Regions from separate parts of the Homo sapiens genome. Here region 1 is linked to region 2. A link is an interaction called in ENCODE POLR2A ChIA-PET data of the cell type or tissue named here. Cell type or tissue: GM12878. All regions are shown on one strand. Region 1 overlaps LOC105373893 (a long non-coding RNA gene). Region 2 overlaps LOC105373893 (a long non-coding RNA gene).

Evidence for each region. ChIA-PET counts read pairs that join two places held together with the same protein. Peaks named below come from ENCODE experiments on the same cell type or tissue, not always from the same donor. Only the 100,000 strongest peaks of a DNase experiment are listed, where the experiment ranks them.
Region 1: POLR2A ChIA-PET joins it to region 2 with 9 read pairs; 2 of 35 experiments call an interaction of 5 or more read pairs at or near these places.

What each region holds. Positions count from the first base shown.
Region 1 is chr2:220,404,292-220,409,291 of GRCh38, forward strand. All of the region lies in intron 3 of LOC105373893 (a long non-coding RNA gene), which reads left to right. Among named protein-coding and RNA genes, the nearest start is that of MIR4268, 500 kb to the left of the region's middle. In GM12878, no CTCF peak of the experiment used is centred here; no DNase peak of the experiment used is centred here.
Region 2 is chr2:220,461,498-220,466,497 of GRCh38, forward strand. The region is part of intron 4 of LOC105373893 (a long non-coding RNA gene); the gene reads left to right. Among named protein-coding and RNA genes, the nearest start is that of MIR4268, 560 kb to the left of the region's middle. In GM12878, no CTCF peak of the experiment used is centred here; a DNase peak (open chromatin) is centred at 2,206.

The DNA of each region.
Region 1 (5,000 bases), 57 kb before region 2:
CTACTTCCATCCATGTTCCCATGAAATACATCATCTTGTTCTTTTTTTAATGGCTGCATAATATTCCATGGTGTATATGTACCAATTTTCTTTATCCAGTCTTTCATTGATGGGCATTTAGGTTGATTCCATGTCTTTGCTATTGTGAACAGTGCTGCAATGAACATTCATGTGCATGTTTCTTTATGGTAGAATGCTTTATATTCCTTTGGGTATTGTACTAGTTTGTTTTCATGGTGCTCTGAAGAAATACTCAAAAATGGGTAATTTATAATGAAAAGAGGTTTAATTGACTCACAGTTCTGCATGACAGGGAGGCCTCAGAAAACTTACAATCATGGCAGAAGGAGAAGTAAACATCCTTCTTCACATGGTGGCAGGTGAGAGACTGCAGAACTGAGGGAGGAAAAGCCCTATATAAAACCATCAGATCTCATGCAAACTCGCTCGCTATCATGAGAACAGCATAGGGGAACTGCCCCCCATTATCTAATCACCTCCCTCAAGGTCCCTCTCCCAACACGGTGGGATTACAATTCAAGACGAGATTTGGGTGGGGACACAGAGCCAGAATATACCATTCCAACCCTGCCCACTCCCAAATCTCATCTTTCTCATATTTCATAATACAATTATGCTTTCCCCCATATTCCCCTAATTCTTAACTCATTTCAGCATTAACCCAAAGTCCAAGTCCATAGTCTCATCTGAGACAAGACAAGTCCCTTCTGCCCATGAACCTGTAAAATCAAAAGCAAGTTAGTTACTTCCTAGATATAATGCGGGTGCAGGCATTGGGTAAATACATCCATTTCAAATGGGATAAAAATGCCAAAACAAAGGGGCCACAGGATCCATGCGAGTCCAAAATCCAATAGGGCAGTCACTAAACTTTGAAGTTCCAAAATGATCTCCTTTGATTCCATGTCTCACATCCAGGTCACACTGATGCAAGAGATGGGCTCCCTGGCCTTGGGCAGCTCTGCCTCTGTGACTTTGCAGGGTACAGCCCCCCACCCTTGGCTGCTTTCACAAGCTGGTATTGAGTGTCTGTGGCTTTTTGAGGCACATGGTGCAAGTTGTTGGTGGATCTACTATTCTGGGATCTGGAAGACTGTGGCCCTCTTCTCATAGCTCCACTAGGCAGTGCCCAAGTAGGGACTCTGTGTGGGGGGTTTGTACAGAGTTTCCCTTCTGCACTGCCCTAGCAGGGCTTCTCCATGAGGGCTCTACCCCTGCAGCAAACTTTTGCCTGAACATAGAGGCATTTCCATATATCCTCTGAAATCTAGTTGGAGGTTCCCAAACCTCAATTCTTGACTTTTGTGCACCCACAGGCTCAACACCAAGTGGAAACCACCAAGGCTTGGGGCTTATACCCTCTGATGCAATGGCCTGAGCTGTACCTTGGCCCCTTTTAGCCATGGCTGGAGCTGAAGCAGCTGGGATGCAGGGCATCATGTCCTGAGACTGCACAAAACAGGAAGACCCTCGGTCTGGCACAGGAAACAATTTTTCCCTCCTGGACCTCTGGGCCTGTGGTGGGAGGGGCTGCCATGAAGGTCTCAGACATTGCCTGGAGACATTATCCCCATTGTCTTGGTGATTAACATTCAGCTCCTTGTTACTTACACAAATTTCTGCAGCAGGCTTTAATTTCTCTCCAGAATATTTTTTTCCTTTTCTATGACATTGTCAAGTTGCAAATTTTCCAAACTTTTATGCTCTGCTTCCTCTTGAATGCTTTGCCGCTTAGCAATTTCTTCCACCAGATACCCTCTATCATCTCTCTCATATTCAAAGTTCCACAGATCTCTAGGGCAGAAGCAAAATGCTGTTAGTCTCTTTGCTAAAGCATAGCAAAAGTCCCTTTGCTCCAGTTCAGAACAAGTTTCTCATCTCTATGTGAGACCACCTCAGCCTATACTTCATTGTCTATATCACTATCAACATTTTGGTCAAAGCCATTAAACAAGTCTCTAGGAAGTTCTAAACTTTTCCACATCTTCCTGTCTTCTTCTGAGCCCTCCAAACTTCTAACCTCTGCCTGTTAACCTAGTTCCAAAGTTGCTTTTGGGTATCATTACAGCAGCACCTCACTCTCTTGGTACCACTTTACTGTATTAGTTCACTTTTGCTGTGCTATGAAGAAATACCCAAGACTGGGTAATTTATAAAGGAAAGAAGTTTAATTGGCTCACAGTTCAGTAGGGCTTGGGTGGCCTCAGGAAGCTTGCAATCATGGTGGAAGGGGAAAAAACATGTCCTTCTTCACATGGTGGCAGGAGAGAAAAGTTCAGAATTAAGGGGGAAAAAGCCCCTTACAAAGCCATCAGAACTCGTGAGAACTCACTCACTATCACAAGAACAACATAGAGGAACTGCCCCGTGTTCTAATCACTTCCCATGAGGTCTCTCCCACAACGTATGGGTATTACAATTCAAGACGAGATTTGTGTGGGGACAAAAAGCCAGACCATATTGGGTATATACCCGGTAAGGGGTGTATATGTATGTGTGTGTGTGTGTGTGTGTGTGTATTTTCTTTTTTCTTTTTTTTTTTTTGAGACAGAGTTTCACTCTTGTTGTCCAGGCTGGAGTGCAATGGTGCCATCTTGGCTCATTGCAACCTCCGCCTCCTGAGTTCAAGCAATTCTGCCTCAGCCTCCCGAGTAGCTGGAATTACAGGCATGCACCGCCACACTCAGCTAATTTTTTTTTTTTTTTGTATTTTTAGTAGAGTTGGGGTTTCTCCATGTTGGTCAGTCTGGGTCAAATGATAACCCTGTTTTAAGTTTTTTGAGGAATCACCACACTGTTTTCAATGACTGAACTCATTTAAAGTCTCACAAGTGGTGTATAAACATTCTCTTTTCTATTCAACCTTACCAGCATCTGTTTTTTTGTTTGTTTGTTTGTTTGTTTTACTTTTTAATAATAGCCCATTTGACTGGTATGGGATGGTATCTCACTGTGGTTTTGATTTGCATTTCTCTAATCATTAGTGGTGTTGAGCACTTTTTATATGCTTGTTGGCTGCATGTATATCTTCTTTTGAAAAGTGTCTGTTAAGGTCCTTTGCCCACTTTATAATGGAGTTGTTTGTTTTTTGCTTGTAAATTTCCGTTCCTTATAGATTATGTATATTAGATCTTTGCCACATGCAGAGTTTGCAAATATTTTCTCCTATTCTGTAGGTTGTCTGTTTACTCTGTTGATAGTTTATTTTGCTCTGCAGAAGCTCTTTAGTTTAATTAGGTCTCATTTGTCAATTTTTGTTTTTGTTGCAATTGCTTTTGGCTTCTTGGTCATAAAATATTTGCCCAGTCCTGTGTCCAAAATAGTATTTCCTAGGTTACTTTCCAAGGTATTTATAGTTTTAGGTTTTATATTTAAGCCTCTAACCAATCTTGAGTTGATTTTTTTATGTGGTGTAAGGTAGTAGTCTAGTTCCAATCTTCTGCATATGACTAGCTCCTTATCCTAGCACAATTTATTAAATGGGGAATCCTTTCCCCATTGCTTATTTTTGTCAGTTTTGCTGAAGATCAGATGGCTGTAGGGGTGTGGCATTACTTCTGGGCTCCCTATTCTGTTTGATTGGTCTATGTGTCTGTTTTTGTACAAGTACCACACTGTTTTGGTTACTGTAGACCTGCAGTATAATTAGAAGTTGGGTAATGTGAATCCTCCAGCTTTGTTCTTTTCCTTTAGGATTGCCTTGACTAGTCTAGCTTTTTTTGGTCCCCCATAATGTTTAAAATAGATTCATTCTAATTTTGTGAAAAATGTATTTGGTAGTTTGATAGGAATAGCATTGAATCTGTTAACTACTTTGGGCAGTATGGCCATTTTAATCATATTTATTCTTCTTATCAAGGAGTGTGGAATTTTTTCATTCATTTGTGTCAGCTCTGATTTTTCTAAGCAGTGCTTTTTATCCTCTTTGGAGAGATCTTTCACCTTCCTGGTTAGTTGTATTCCTAGGTATTTTATGATTTTTCTGTAGCAATTGTAAGGGAATTGTTTTCCTAATTTGGCTCTTGGCTTTGCTATGTTGGTAGGAATGCTAGTGATTTTTTGCACATTGATTTTGTACCACAGAACTTTGCTGAAGTTGTTTATTATATCAGGGAGCTTTTGGGCAGACACTATCAATTTTCAAGGTATAGAATTAAGTTGTCTGCAAACAGGGATACTTTGGCTTTCTCTCTTCCTATTTAGATTCCTTCATTTCTTTCTCTTGTCTGATTGCTGTGGCCAAGACTTCTAACAATATATTTAATAGTAGTCATGAGAGAAGGCATCCTTGTCTGGTACCAGTTTTCAAGGGGAATGCTTCCAGCTTTTGCCCATTCAGTATGATGTTGGCTGTGGTCTTGTCATAGATGGCTCTTATTGTTTTGAAGTATGTTCTTCAAGGCATGGTTTATTGAGGGTTTTTAATATGAGTGGGTGTTGAATTTTATCAAAAGCCATTTCTGCATCTATTGAGATAATCATGTGGCTTTTGTTTTTTAGCTCTGTTTATGTAATGAATCACATGTATGAATCACATGTATTGATTAGCCTATGTTGGACCAACCTTGCATTCCAGGGACAAAACCTACTTGATCATGGTAAATTAGCTTTTTGATGTGCTGCTGGATTTGGTTTGCTAGTATTTAGTTGAGAATTTCTTCATCTATGTTCATCAAAAATATTGGCCTGAAGTTTTCTTTTTTTCTGTTGCATTTCTGCCAGGTTTTTGTATGAGAATGTTGCTGGCCTCATCAAATGAATTGTGTTAGAGTCCCTTCTTCTCAACTTTTTTTTGGAAAAGTTTCAGTAAGAATGGCAGCAGCTCTTTATATGTCTGATAGAATGTGGCTTTGAATCCATTTGGTCCTGGGCTTTTTTTGATTGGTAGACTTTTTTTTATGACTGATTCAGTTTCATAACTCATTATTGGTCTGTTCAGTGATTCAGTTTCTTCCTGGTTCAGTCTTGGGAGATTGTAT
Region 2 (5,000 bases):
CTATTTGGTTTACTTCACCCCCAGGAATGCATTCAGGAACAAAATAGATTGTACATTGTATGTTTTATTTATGAACCTCAATTCCCTTAACTGCTGACCACTGTCATGATATTGCTTCAGAGATTTTCTCTGTTTCTCCTTTTGCTTCCAGTTGGTGCTACGTGTTCTCAGTTTAGTGCCCAGTTCCAGTGGTGAGGGCTATATTCATTCTCAAAATGGAATAATAATGATAAGAGAGATTTAGATAACTTTCAGCCTCTTGATACAATAGGGGCATAACCTTGGGGAAGCAAAGCTGGCTGCTCTGTTCTAGAATCTTCTGAAACAATAGCCCTGTTTACACTAGATGCAGTTGTATGACGCAAACTTTCAATCCAGTGAGATGCACAGCAGTGTGTACTGACGACCTTACAGGTGCTTGTCAGAACCTTCCTATTAAACTTGCAGTCTGCTGAAAATAGAGCACCAATACCTCTGGGCACCTCACTTTTGAAAAACAAACTAAACCATCAGATAAGACCATGGGGCCTTGGGCTTTATCTAATGCTACACACTCTTTTTAAAATTGATTCACTTTTCTGTCAACCCAATATGTCCATGAAATAGCCTATCTGCTGCTACAAGAACAATTATTATTCTGCCTGAGGTGATTCGTATGGTCTCAAGGCCCTGCAAACATCCATCTATACTGAGATGGATTGGAGATAAAGCAGACATGGGCTGGCACTTCAGCAGATACCCATTGTCAGACATGTCACACGGTGACAGCTAGAGAACTGCCCCACGGCCTTATGGGAAAGCATAATTCCCAGTTTCCGACAGGTAAGTATGCGTGGGAACAGTCTCAATTTTGTTTGGAGACAGGCACCATAAAGGTCCAAAGACCTTCAAATCTGAGTTGTCCAAATTTTCAAACTGACAGACCTAAAGTCTGTAAGCAAACAGGGAAGTCCCCATGGAAATTTCAGTTCACTTGTGCTGTATCTTTCCCCATAATCTAATTCCATGTTGCAATTAGATGTAATTCAAGATATACATAATTGCAATTCATTCAGAAGAGATTTATTTTTTGAGAGGTTCAAAATGAGAAAATGGGCATATTCCTTTATAGGTTTCATTGATGCAAAGTGGATTTAAATAAATCCAACTATATGTATACCCTGCAGTGACTGATTTATCCAAAGTAAAATATACTGTTGACTTTTGTAGAAATTTACATCCTAAGTATTCTCAAACTAATATTAATCTCATTAATGGTGTAATTATCTGAAAGTGGAAATATTATTTCAGTAGCCATTTCGTAATTTCTGTTTATAATTCCAGTCAATGTTTGATCTTCTAAGACAAAATAGGTGTTTATAAGTCTGAACTAGATGTATTTCTATTTTATAGTTACAAATTAGTTCCCAGTGATCCATGAGGTCATCTCAGGTAAATCTAACAGACCGCTGAGGGACATCATAATACATTTCCTAGCAGGGAAATAAGTATTAACATCTGAAGCCATGAGAACAGAGACATTTATATTTTTAAAGAAAAACAGACACAAGAAATTTCAATCCTCTCATGAAAATGATTTTCAACAAAATTATATTCTATTCCTTACCAGAGTCACTGAAGGATATCTACATGGGATAACTGGAATAACCACTCAAAACATTAAAAATAAAGGTGGATGATGTTCAATCAAAATGTTTATTTTGTTTATTAGTCAACTAGATTACTTCAGCAAAATAAAAAGCAATACTAAATGTTTGAATTCAATTCCAATTTAGTCAGAATTATCTATTGCATAGACTTGTACTTTCATACAAACCATAAAAATGAAGAATTATGTTTTGTATCTAGGGATTCAAATATAAAAGATAAGAACAAAATTACATCAAATCCTGTTTTTGACTTTGATTTCAGTGAGTCATACAAATCCCCACTTGTCACAAAATGAAGACTCACAAGTAAGTTTCTCACAGGTCAATGATTTCAGAGCAGCAAATACTCATTCTTCCGAGCTACTCAGGTCCTAGATTATTTTCTGCCTTGACATACAAAGATCTACTTGAGTCTTGAGGGAGGGGGGTGCACCCCCTCCACCACCACCAGAATGGAAAATAAACCAAGTCAGTTGATGCAGATTCAGGTCTTCTTGAAAATTTCAAAGGTCTTCTGTGGCCTTAGGGAATTTCCATTCTATTCTAGGTCTGAGACTTCCGAATGCCCAAGGAACTTAGGGTGACTGGATGAGGGCCATGGGAACCTACAGCAAAATGCTGCTGGGAAGTACCCCAGAGAAGACCCAGTGTGTGGCTTATAACAATCTGAACCTCAGGGACCTGCCCTCTACTTTTAGCATTACAATCTGACCAAATTAGAATGTTGTTATTGGCAATAGGAACTGTTTTTTGACTATATTTTGGATTTTTGCTGCCATGAAGAATTAGATACTGAATGGGAATTAACCTCTCTCTTGCCCATTGTCTTAGTTCAGGCTGCTACAATAAATTACCATAGATTAGGTGGCTTACACAACACATTTATTTCTCAAAGTTCTGGAGGCTGGAAGTTTGAGATCAGGGTGCCAGCATGGTTGGATTCTTGTGAGAACCATGCCTTCCTCCCGGTTCACAGATGGCTGTCTTCTCATGGTGTCCTTGCATGGTGGATATGGAAAGATCTTTTGTCTGTTATTCCCTTATAATATAACACATTAATCTCATAATGAAGGCTGTACCCTCAAGATCTAATTACCTCCTAATAGCATCACATTGGAGGTTAAAATTTCAACATGTAAATTTTAGAAGGACACAAACATTCAGTCTATGACACCCCTAATCCAAGAGGAATATTTATGAGCTAATAATTGCAATATGCCTTTAATTAGTTTAGAAACACAGGGTTGATCATATAATTCTTCTTCAGGCTTTCAATATTTCTTGGCTTGGTGGTTAATACACTTCCAGATCTGGCCCCATCCTGCATGTTTACAATCTCCTTTCACTTTTTTCAACACATCAGGTTATATGCTGATTCTAACCATGACATCATTTTGTGCCTTCGCTTGCACTGTTTCCTCTGCCCTCTGCCATTGTCCAGCTTGTGACGGATGACTTTCAGGGTCTATCACAAATGTTAGACATGCCATACACGTGTTCTCAATTCCCGCAAAAGGAATTAATGGCACCCCTCAAGTTTGTTTCTCTAGTATTTTATACTTCTTTTATTGTAGTACTTAACACATTATAAATAATGGGATGGTAGAGCTTCGTGGTTCTTATAATCCATGCCTTTGTCTCCAGTACTTGAATATTCCAGTGCAAGGTCAGTTTTAAAATATCTGGTATGTTTAAAGATAATACCAAAGATTAGTCCTAGAAATGGAGCTGGTAAAATATGTATATTAGCCCCCTCCTCTTTTTTACTTTGAGCTGTTTATTTTCCCTGAGAAACTTCAGGGGCAATAGGTGAGAAGATTTTTCTTGGTCCCTGTTCCTAGGAAAGGGAAAACATCCACCTAGCTATGAGTCGACTGATCCTAAGAATTGTTGCTTAGGGGACCAGCCATCTTTTTCGTATGAAGTCATATCAGAAAATCTGGAAACATGGATCTGGGAACTTTTGTTTTTAAATTTGGCTCAGAATTAATGCTATGTGTGACCTACGGAATGGTATTTCTTGTCATGGGGCTTTTCTCCTTGGGAAAATGAGAGGCTTAGACTAGCAGGTCTAAATTCCCTTCAGATTTGAACATCTGTGATTCTAAAACTCCACACTTGAAGTGCTGTGTAGGAAGCTGGCTGGGTATTAGGTGTTTGAAGGACTTGCTGTTCTGAGGACTACTAATATATTGAATTCCTCTATTCAAATTAAAAATTGTATTTTTAAGGGTAACATTTTTTGCTCAGATATTTTTTCAAATAGGTTTTGCTTCTATTCCCAGACACAGGTGTCTAGAAATGAAGAGAGGTGAGAAAGGGAGCAAGACACAGAATTTGACAATACCAGTAATTTGTGTGTAAGGCTGTTTTGTTGAAAGCACATCCCTGAGCCCCTGGAAACCTGAGGAGGGAAGTATTATATGTGTTTGAGTCCTGGCAACAGACGAATTCACGACAGGCTGGCTATGAAGAGGTTTCGTCAGCATTTGTTATCTTGGAGTGTCTTGTCCTAAGAGTGCTCTTGATCACTACTGGTCTGCTGTCTTCCACAGGCCACCAATCGGTCATCTCTGATTGGGAAAATACTGCCAGTGAATGAGATTGTCTGGTTTAGCCACAAAAAAAGAGGCTGTGTCACAATCTGGCAAATTCTAATGAATGGTTGTTGATATGGTTTGGCTGTGTTCCCACCCAAATCTCATCTTAAATTGTAGCTCCTATAATTCCTGTGTGTTGTGGGAGGGACCCGGTGGGAAGTAATTGAATCATGGGAGCTCTTTCCTCATACTGTTCTCTTGGTAGTGAATTGGTCTCATGAGATCTGATGGCTTTATAAGGGGTTTCCCATTTTGCTTGGCTCTCGTTCTGTCTTGCCTGTAGCCATGTAAGATGTGCCTTTCGGCTTCTGCCATGATTGTGAGGCCTCCCCAGCCATGTGGAACTGCAAGTCCATTAAACCTCTTTCCTTTATAAATTACCCAGTCTCAAGTATGCCTTTATTAGCAGCATAAGAACAGACTGATACAGTTGCTTTTAGTTATTTATTTCATAGTTTCAGCTGTTTTTATAGTTGTTTGAACCATATCTGCATGACTTTAGGGAAGTTACTTAACTGCCCAGAGCCTCTGTGTCTTTATCAAGTGTGTTTCATGAACTTCTGGGTTGTGGTGAGACTTTTATGAGATAATGTTTGTGAGAACAGATTTTACACTGTTAAACACAAGGCACATGTTGGTCATTATAGCCAGTTGGACAAGTAATGGCTAAGAAGTTATTTTTCTTTCCCAATTTCCCAGAGACAATCAGATTTTTTTGTCATCACTGTCTTGTGAAGTATAATCTGTTACA